2 separate regions of the Homo sapiens genome follow, and region 2 is linked to region 1. A link is an interaction called in ENCODE POLR2A ChIA-PET data of the cell type or tissue named here. Cell type or tissue: HepG2. All regions are shown on one strand. Links, peaks and the distances in the headings refer to the core of each region. The heading gives the core; the rest is flanking DNA.

What was found. ChIA-PET counts read pairs that join two places held together with the same protein. Peaks named below come from ENCODE experiments on the same cell type or tissue, not always from the same donor. Only the 100,000 strongest peaks of a DNase experiment are listed, where the experiment ranks them.
Region 2: POLR2A ChIA-PET joins it to region 1 with 13 read pairs; 4 of 35 experiments call an interaction of 5 or more read pairs at or near these places.

Annotation. Positions count from the first base shown.
Region 1 is chr10:89,389,613-89,395,000 of GRCh38, reverse strand. It overlaps IFIT1 (interferon induced protein with tetratricopeptide repeats 1), which reads right to left and starts at 2,378. Exons shown (of 2, transcript NM_001548.5): 1 at 2,284-2,378. The coding sequence starts at 2,288. It also overlaps a transcript of LIPA not described here. RefSeq lists enhancers at 1,649-1,698, 2,500-2,549, 2,780-2,829 and a silencer at 3,382-3,543. In HepG2, for the core only: a CTCF peak has its summit at 2,976; a DNase peak (open chromatin) is centred at 2,440; H3K4me3 peaks cover 1,688 bases.
Region 2 is chr10:89,650,144-89,655,531 of GRCh38, reverse strand. It overlaps PANK1-AS1 (PANK1 antisense RNA 1), which reads right to left. Exons shown (of 5, transcript NR_184344.1): 4 at 5,301-5,388; 5 at 3,371-4,979. Among named protein-coding and RNA genes, the nearest start is that of PANK1, 7.6 kb to the right of the region's middle. In HepG2, for the core only: no CTCF peak of the experiment used is centred there; a DNase peak (open chromatin) is centred at 2,041.

The DNA of each region.
Region 1 (5,388 bases), core at 1-5,000:
TTAATATTCAAAAAGGGATGCTTAGGAAATATAAAATTATAAAAATTCAATATAACCACATAGTATGTGTTTCCATTTATATGAAATACCCACAATAGGCAAATCCATAGAGACAGAAAGCAGATTAACAGTTGCTGGGGCCTGGGGAAAGAGGCAAGTAGGGAGTGACTGCTTAATGGCTATGCAGTTTCTCCACATAGCGAGAAAAATGTTCTTGAACTAGATAGTGATGATGATTGCACAGTAGTATCATGAATATACTAAATACTACTAAATTGTATACTTTAAAGTAATTAAAATGATAAATTTTATTTTACATGTATTTTATCACAATAAAAAATCACATTGCTAACCTGAATAAAATTCAAGTTTTATATATATATATATATATATATATATATATATATATATATATATATATATTTTCCTGTAGTACATATTGACATAAACATAAAAGCAGGAAAACATAAAAGCAAATGAGTTTGCCATCTGAAATAATCACATGAGCCCCCACTGACACCCTTTGGGAAACATTGATTTAAAGGTTTAATGAAATATCATTGAATGTAGAGATCCTGATCCATATCTCAAAGCTACCACTTATTGTCTGTGTGATCTTAACATTTCTAAATCTAAGATTCCTTATTGTAAAATCAGGATCATACAGCCATGCACTGCATAATGATATTTTAGTCCACAAAGGACCACATATTTGGTGGTGGTCCTATAAGATTTTAATGCCACAATTTTGCTGTACTCTATGTTTAAATATGTTTAGATAAACAAATACTTGCCATTGTATTGCAGTTGCCTACAGTATTCAGTACAGTAACATGCTGCACAGGTTTATAGCCTAGGTGTGTAGTAGGCTATACCGTCTAGGTTTGATGTTTGCATAATGATGAAATTGCCTAACAGCTGCATTTCTCAGAGTGTATCCCCATTGTTACACGATGCATGACTGTGTAAGTACCTGCCTTATAAGTATCTTTTGAGAATTAAATGGAATAATTTACATAACACTTTTAGAAGCCAGGCTGTCACTTAATACGAATTCAAGAAGTGATAACTACCTTTATAACATTTAATATTATTATTATTTTAATTATCAGTACCAACTCCATCTGTTTACAGAGGAGGGTTCATCATAGGCCTGTAATGTGCATTTTCTGGAATTTTTACCTCTTCAAAATTTTGCCAACTGGAGCACTGAGGGGAAAATTTACAAATCAGTATTAAGTAATGGATTTTTTGTTTGTTTGTTTGTTTTTGAGACGGAGTCTCGCTCTGTTGCCCAGGCTGGAGTGCAGTGGTACAATCTCAGCTCACTGCAACTTACGCCTCCCAGGTTCAAGTGATTCTCCTGCCTCAGCCTCCCAAGTAGCTGGGACTACAGGCATGTGCCACCATGCCCAAATTTTTGTATTTTTAGTAGAGATGGGGTTTCACCATGTTGGCCAGGATGGGCTCCAACTCCTGACCTCAGGCGATCTGCTCACCTTGGCCTCCCAAAGTGCTGGGATTACAAGCATGAGCCCCCTTGCCCGGCCTAAGTAATGGTTTTTAAATCAGCTGAGAAATTCCCACATTAGGCCCTTTAGGTAAGGAAGATACGGATCTTCCCAAGCAGATGTGGATCATCTTCAGTCAAGGACGTACCAAGAGCCTAGATTTTCCAGGGAGGAGGCAATCTGTTTATCTTAAGCTCAGCCTGATTGCGAAAACCTGTTGTAAGAGGCCAGCAGTGCAGAAAGTGAGACCAGAAGCCTATGGAGGAAGGCTGTGAGCTTTTCCTACCACATCTCCACTGTATTACCCACAAGACATCAGAGAGGCTGCAAGACTGAGGCTTTCACATTCTTGTGGGTCCTGCTTTTTCTCTGTGGTAAAGAACCTGCAGAAAGCAATGCCTCTACTCAGACAAGCTGTCCATTCCTTCCCCATATCAGACAGAAGTGAATCTGATGGGAAAGAATCTCTCAGATTGGGATCATTTTCTCCCTTCCTGCAAAACTCTTTTCCCATTTCCCTCCCCTTCTTTGGGCTATAGCATGAGGTAAGCTTCCTCAAGTTCATGCTAACAAACATAAAAATGCATTAAACAATTTATGTATGTGTGAACGTGCACACACATGCATGCACACATTCAGTCCATAAGCAGATACTCAAATCGAGGAATTAGAAAACCTGACCTCACTGAGATCTAACCTGTTGAAATAGTATTTAATTACCATTTTTTCAAAAACTTTAGACATTATGGCAGAGGAGCAAAGAAATCCTTACCTCATGGTTGCTGTAAATTAGGCAGCCGTTCTGCAGGGTTTTGCTTAGCCAGGCTCCTCTGAGATCTGGCTATTCTGTCTTGTGGATTTTCAGTTACGTTTAAACCCCAAGACAGTGTTATATAAGGGAGCTAAACAGCAGCCAATGGTGTAAGCTGTGGGTGTGTCCTTGCAAGTTGGAAACCTAGGGAAACCGAAAGGGGAAAGTGAAACTAAAGCTAGCGGAATTCCTGCTGACGGGGGGGGGTGGGGAATGAAACTTTGTTTCTATTTTAAAACAGATAAACTGCAGACCTGCAACCATAGATGTTTCTAGTGCTGCAGAAACCCAATGACTGGCCAGCATTTGGAACGAGATTCACGTCCTCCCTAAAGAACATCAGTCCATTGCTGCCTATTGTGGCAGTTGGTGGCTGGATTCTGGATGAATACACAGAAAAAGGAGAATTGAAGGAGATAGCTCTATTTTCAGTTTCTATATTTAGAAGGAACCTACTATCAAATATAAAAATCTACTCTTAATTAATTGAGTAACAAGGCTTTTGGTTGCTGGTTGCTTTTTGGTTGCTTACTTTTGGTTTCAGCTTGACGGAAATAAGCAACCAATCTGGTTTAGGAATGAAGGAAAGAGACCAATACCTAGAAAGCCTTCTAACCCCTGATGACTTAGGCAGGAGGTAAAAGCAAGGAGGTATGGTTTGAAATAGAGAGCCCTCTATTGCTCCATCATGGACACTGTCATTCTGAATCAAATTCCAGTACAACCTCCACTACAGTTCATGGAATTTGAGTTTAAATAGTTAGCAACTACCTGGCACATAGAAGCATGCAAATAAGTGGTAACTATTATTATTATTATTTTCAGTCATCAAGTTAAAAATAATGATTCTTGGCTGGGTGCGGTGGCTCATGCCTGTAGTCCCAGCACTTTGGGAGGCCAAGGTGGGCGGATGACAAGGTCAGGAGATGGAGACCATCGTGGCCAACATGGTGAAACCCCCTCTCTACTAAAATACAAAAAATTAGCTGGGTGTGGTGGTGTGCACCTGTAGTCCCACCTACTCGAGAGGCTGAGGCAGGGGAATTGCTTGAACCTGGGAGGCAGAGGTTGCAGTGAGCCGAGATCACACCACTGTACTCCAGTCTGGTGACAGAGCGAGACTCCGTCTAAAAAAATAAATAAATAAAAAATAAAAAATTGTTGTCCGGGTGCATTGGCTCAGGCCTGTAAGTCCCAGTATTTTGGAAGGCAAGGCGGGAGGATCACTTGAGCCCAGGAATTGTAGACCAGCCTGGACAACATAGGGAGACCCCAACTCTACAAAAAAACTGAAAAAAAAAGCTGGGTGTGGTGGTGTGTGTCTGTGGTCTCAGCTACTCAGGAGGCTGAGGTGGGAGGCTCACTTGAGCCCAGGAGGTAGAGGCTGCAGTGAGCCATGGTCACACCACTGCACTCCAGCCTGGGCAACAGAGTGAGCCCCTGTCTCAAATAATCATAACAATATATAAAAACAATGTTTCCTTTAAAAAAACCTACCTACTTTGTCTTTTAACATAAGAAGCAGAAGAGGAGCAGGTGCAAGAGTATTTTCCTTTTGGAAACACTTAACTGGGCACACTGCCAGATCTAAACAGTTTCTGCTCAACTCCCTGCCAGACTCATCTCCCATGTCAGCTCTCACCAATTCTGTAAGCTTCCACAGAGAGTTCAACAACTAGTTAGAAAGTTCTACACAAATAAGAATTTCTGAATTAATAGGACAGGTTTTGTCTTGCACTCAGATACATGATCAGGCCATAAGCAAATGCTGAAACAGATGAATTAGAAAACATCTTTTGGGGAGCAAGATGTCTTTGGAATTCTTATGGGAAAAAATGGGTTTTCAATTTGCCAATGCACTAGATAGCATGCAGAGATATGAACAAAAAGTTTATCTTGCCATTGCTGTGAATTTGGCAGCAGTCTTGGTTCTACGGGGCTATGGCCCAGGCTGATTAGGTATTCAGAATCTTGCTTAGTGTCTCTTTGGGCTAAACAAACCCATGAGGGACACAGGATAGAACAGCATTAAGGAAAGAAAAGCCAATCGCGCGCGTGTGTGTGTGTGTTTACAGATAAAAAAGAAAATGGGAACCAGAGAGGATCAAACATTTAGAAAATGAAATTTCAGCACTAGGTTGTGAGTTCATTCCCAGGAGTCTAAGCTGGGCTCTGCAAGGGACTGACCAGTTATGATAAACTGCTTCACCTCTATGAATCTCAATTTCCTCAGCTGAGAAGTCATTTGGAATAGGTTGGCAGATCTCAACCCTCACTGCACATTAGAATCAGCCAGGTAAATCTCAAAAATAATGCTAACTATGCCCATTCCAGAACAATTGAACATATACTTAGGTACAGGCCTCTGGCTCAGTATTAAAAAGAAATCTTCAGCCTGGGCACAGTGGCTCACGCCTGTAATCCCAGCATTTTGGGAGGACAAGACGGGCGGATCACCTGAGGTTGGGAGTTCGAGACCAGCCTGACTAACATGGAGAAACCCCGTCTCTACTAAAAATACATAATTAGCCGGGCGTGGTGGCACATGCCTGTAATCCCAGCTACTCGGGAGGCTGAGGCAGGAGAATCGCTTGAACCCGGGAGGTGGAGGTTGTGGTGAGCCGAGATCGTGCCATTTCATTGCACTCCAGCCTGGGCAACAAGAGTGAAACTCCATCTCAAAAAAAAAAAAAAAAAAAAAAAGAAAGAAATCTTCAGGTGATTTTGATGTAGACCTGCGCCCTGAGCCGGGAACCAGGGCCTCAATTATCCCTAATGTCTATTGTATGTCTGAAATTCTCTGACTGAGAGATATGGGACTCAATCCCTGGACCCACTTCCTGTTCTGTGAGGCCCAGATTCAGTATTTTACGACTCAATGCCTTGTTTCCTCACCTACACAATGGGTAATGAATTCCTTAGTCTCTTCTTCATTCACAGGATGATATGGAAAAAGAATGTTATTCTGAGTGTATTTTTTAAAAATTATAATATGATAATATGGACAAATGCTAAGCCATTTCTGCTGAAGGGTCTCAAATATCCAATCACAACTTATTAAGGAAT
Region 2 (5,388 bases), core at 79-5,078, 260 kb before region 1:
ACCAATTGCCCTCTTCTCTGGTACCAATTTTCTGTATTAGTTCATTCTCACATTGCTATAAAGACATACTGGAGACTGAGTAATTTATTTTAAAAAGAGGCTTAATCAGCTCATGGTTCTGAGGCTTCTGCTTCTAGGGAGGCCTCAGGAAATTTACAACCATGGCAAAAAGTGAAGGGGAAGCAGGCATAGCTTCACATGGCTGGCAGGTTGCAGGGGAGGTGCTACATACTTTTAAACAAGCAGCACTAGGGGGATGATCCTAAACCATTAGAAACTGACCCCATGATCCAACCACCTCTCACCAGGCCCCTCCACCAACACTGGGGATTACAATTTGACATGAGATTTGGGTGAGGACACAAAGCCAAACCATATCACCAGCTATATATTAAGGTTCCCATGACTCCTCACCTTGGGTTCAGTAATTTGCTAGGAGAGCTCACGGAACTTAGAGAAATACTTTACTTACATTTACCAGTTGATTACAAAGGATATTACAAAGGATACAGATGAACAACCTGATGAAGGGATATCTTGATACAGTTAGGATATTTGTCCCTGCCCAAATCTCATCTTGAATTGTAATCCCCAGTGCTGGAGATGGGGCCTGATGGGAGGTGTTTGTATCCTGGGGGCGGATCCCTCATGGTTTAGTGCTGTCTTCATGACAGTGAGTTCTCGTGAGATCTGGTCATTTAAAAGTTTGTAGCACCTCCCTCCCAATTCTCTCTCTCCTGCTTGCTCCTGCTGTTGCCATGATGTGCCTGAGCCCCCTTCACCTTCTGCCATGATTGAAAGCTTCCTCAGGCCTCCCCAGATGCCGAGCAGATGCCAGCACCATGCTTCCTGTAAAGCCTGCAGAACCATGAACCAATTAAAACTCTTTCCTTTATAAATTACCCAGTCTCAAGTGTTTCCTTATAGCAATGCAAGAATGAACTAATACATACATAGAGCAAGGCATGGATGGGCGACTACCCTCCCAGCACCTTTATGTGTTCAGCAACCTGGGAGTTCATTAAATTGCATTATTCAAGAGTTCTAGAGAGCTTAATCTCTAGCCCCCACCCCTTTCCTGGAGGTTGGTGGGTGAGGCTGAAATTTCCAACCCTCTAATTCCCTAATCACTTGATTTTTCTGATGTCTGGCCCTATCCTGAGTCTATCACAGGGGGCCCACCACAAGTCAACTTATTAGCATAAAGTCAGGTATGATAAAAAGAGGCCATTATGAATAACAAAACACTCCTTTTTTTCCCCACACTCCGGGAAATTTTGAGTGTTTCAGGATCTCTGACAGGAATTGGGACAAAGACCAAATATATTTTGTTTTATACCACAGTAAGTTCTGGAGCCATCCAGACCTGTGTTCAAATGTCAGTGACACTATTATCCACTGTGTGAACTTGGATAAGCTAATGAGCCTCTATAAGCTCCAGTTCCCTAATCTGGAATATGAGGATAATAATAGTACCCAATTCACATGGCTATTGTGATACTTATTTTAAAAAAATGATATTTATAGTGTGCTTAGGACAGTATATGGCACATGAGGATTTAATACATGTTAGATAATATGACTGTTATAATTTTGCTAAACTCAGCTCCATTCTTGAAATTATGTCCAATACTTGGGGTCATTCTGATTACAGCCTATCAAATTTCTAGGCAGCCATGCACCATCCCCCTCCATATCATAATTAGTAGGTGCTCAAAAAATATTAGTGCCTAACAGGAAGTTTATTCACGTGGGGTGCGTTTCACTCCTGCACACACAGTTATTACTGGTAGTGGCAGCTGCTGATGCTATATTTTCCCCTCTTTGTTGACCAAAATAAAACGAAAAAAAAAAATAGACAACAAGAGTATCTTGGGTATGTGTTTGAAGAAAGTACTCCATCACGAGAGAGAAAGAATCGTAAAGAGAAAGGGATTACTCTCATGTGGTCAATTTGAGAAAGCGCAAGAACTGGGCTTGGCTTCAGCTTGCCCCCAGTAGAGCATTCTTTCATACATTCCCACTGACCACAAAACCCACACCACTACCTCACTGATGCTATACCTGCTAACTCCAAGGCTTTAGTCACACAAAGAACACAGCCATTCTTCTTTGCTCTCATAATGTTTAACCATGTCTTTTACTTACAGAATTTCAGAAACTGGCTTTGGGGGATCCAAAATCAAACCAAGGTTGCAGAGTGTCCTACCTGGGAAGGAATGCCGAAAATCTGATTTAAACCCTCTTTGCTGCTCCCAGATAACCAGTTGGCCCATTACTCAAGAAAAACATAGCAACGCGCTATGCTACATACCCTACCCCTCACATGCTTTGTCCAGCCCAGCCTGCATATCTTACCCCTATTGTCAATTCCAGCACTTTGTCTCATAAAAAATCCCTACCAGCTCTTTTTCAGAGAGTCACCAGAAGGTCCTTGTGCCTCTGCTGTCTCCCTTGCACTCAAGCACAAACACCAGATAAAAGCCTTGTCTGAGGAATCTGCTTGGCTCCATGTTAATTTTTATTACATGGGGAGCCTCTGGTCTGTAACAAATTATTGTGAAAGACTGATGATTAGACAAACTGGCCTAAACTTTCTCCAATGGTTTGTTCCAGTGAATAATTTTCCTTACACTTGATTTGCCCTACTGGGGGGATAGGTTCAATTCATTCTTTCAATCAACAAGTATTTATGAATTACCTACCATATTTATGATATGAGATACACTGTGAATACCTCTTCTACATCTACTCCAACCTTAATTAACTTCTATTCAATATTCAGAACTCAGTTTAAATACCACTTCCTCTGATGAAACTTATATTTAGGCCAGGTCAGCCTGGTATGTACTCTCATGGCACTAGGGGGTCTTATATTTTATGCATTTTGAAGTATGCACTAATGTCTTTGCTTTTTTGGTGAGTGTGTGCTTAAGGCCTGTCTTTTCTGTAACACAGATGAAGACAGGGACTTTGCTTTTGCTCAAGATTGTAACTCTGGTACTTATCTTCGTACTTAAGTGAGAGGCTCTGATGAATGAGTTATCAGAATCTCACTATAACACTACTCACCAAAGTACTTTTTGTTTGTGGTAACCTCTGACTGCCAGGGGCACCTACAGAAAGTATGGTGATGAAAATCTGTACCTGAAGGTAGTCTCTTGTATGAGGTAACCCCATGGTGAATCTCTGAGGAAGTTATAAACACCAATAACAAAAAAGCAGAAATGAAAAAATAAAAAAAGAAGTTCATCCTGGGTCAATATTATTCTGGTAGTCAACATTCTAATAATTCTTTTAAAACTATGTCTTGATGTGTGCCCTTTTTCCATGATCACACCATAGCTAATGTGGTTAAGCAGATAAAGACTTAGGCATGTTTGACTTTATTTTCACTTTAGCAAATAATTAGAATTTCTACCGTGAAAACATGCAATGACGTCATGGTAGAGAGGTTTTATCAGTGTGTCTTCAGAAAGTAACAATAAATTACAAGTCTGATGTAAAGTTATTAAAAACTAGGTTACAAACCCACATTGCAGACTTCCTTCTTTAATCAAGAGGAAACTATAAACCAAAAATAAAATTCTAAGCCCCTCAGCTGACTGAATGGATCCCCCTTGGCCAAAGGGATTCAAAAAAACACCTGAAAAACTAGTTCAGGCCATGATGGGAAAGAGGGGGTGAAACATGCCTCATTATACCCTCCTTCCTTTTGAGTTTAGACACAACTGACCAGAACTGACATTAAAACAGGAATCTTAAGACTGTCAAGACAAAATCTTGGTAGCAGTAAGACAACAGATTCCAATCTGACTCTGGTATAACATCACGTGACAGCCAGTGGGCCCTGAAGGAAATCAAATTATTTTACCTCAAATTATATTTCTTTACATATTTTGAAACGGCCCTGCCAAGCTGTCACTTGTGGGTGAAAAAATTATGTTCTGTAAAGATTCCCTTATTAGGTCTTTTCCAGAAAGTCTGACAATTTTTAAGGTCCAATAAAAGACATTCACATCTATTCTCGCTGAAGCCTGGAGGCTTCATATACATGATAAGAACGTTGGTTTCCACAAAGCACCCCCTTACCTTAATTTAAGCTGACATCAACTCTTGGGGCGGAGCTTAACTCTGTCAACAAACTGCCAATCAGGAAATCTTTGAATCCACTTATGACCTGGAAGCTCCTGCTTCTAGATGTTCCACCTCTCTGGGCCAAACCAATGTATACCTTGCATGTATTGATTTATGTCTTTGCCTGTAACTTCTGACTCCCTAAAATGTATAAAATGAAGCTGTACCCCAACCACCTTGGGTATATGTTCTCAGGGCCTCCTGAGGCTGTATGGGCAATGGTCCTTAACCTTGGCAAAATAATCCTCTAAAATTGAGACATGTCTCAAATACTTTTTGGTTTACAAAACCTTTCCCAGAATCCCCCAGGCTTTCCCTCATATTTCATTGGCCAGACAGTTCCTAAGTCAATCACAAACTTAGACCAATCAAAACTGCTCTCCTGAGACTGGGCCCGCTTCCCCAGGGAGTTTTACTGTCCATGGTCAACAAAAACTGGGACCTCTGAGCCAGGAACTAGGAACCTACTTTGAAGACAATCCCCACTGTCTGCTCCTATTCTACTCTGCAGCCTCAGCTTCTTCATCTCTACAATGAGGGGAAATTGCATCCTTCACTGACTCCACACACACTTTTTCAGCTCCCATTTTGTGTCCAGTACTGCGTTGAGTCCTGGGGATTCAAAGATTCCGTTCTTCTTGTTTGGGTAGCTGAGACCTATCAGAAGTGCTTCAGGGGCCAGGTATTTAAATTTATACATCTAAGTATATAAATTTATCCTACTTGCTTTCTAATTCAAACTTTTAATTTAAAACACACACACAGCTGGTCAAAATGAACACATTTTGGCTGGGGGGAGTGGGGGGATTTGGTTTCTTGTTTGCAGGTCCTTGAGGATTCCCCTGCCAAAAAAATTGCAATGAAACGTGTTAAGTGTAGTATTAGACTGAGATAGGCAAAGAGTGATATGGCTTACACCAGAGAGGCACCCAACCCAGCCTGGGAGTGATGCAGCTCAGGATGGAATGGGGATATGCTTAGATCTGCATGTTGAAACCACATCCCCAGCTGCACGACCTGGAAACATAGAAATCAGCCCAGCCACACCTCTCCCTTACCCTCCCATTGACCAAGTCCTATAGATTCTAAAATAATTCTTGAATCCACCCAGTGCTCTTATTCCAACTGCTGTGTCCTTCACTCAGTCCCTTATCACTTCTTACCTGTTTTTTTCCAGTAGTCTTCTTGGTCTCCCTGACTAGGGATCTCCTTCCCCAATCTCCTTTCTGAGGCTGCTGCTGAGGATCCTCC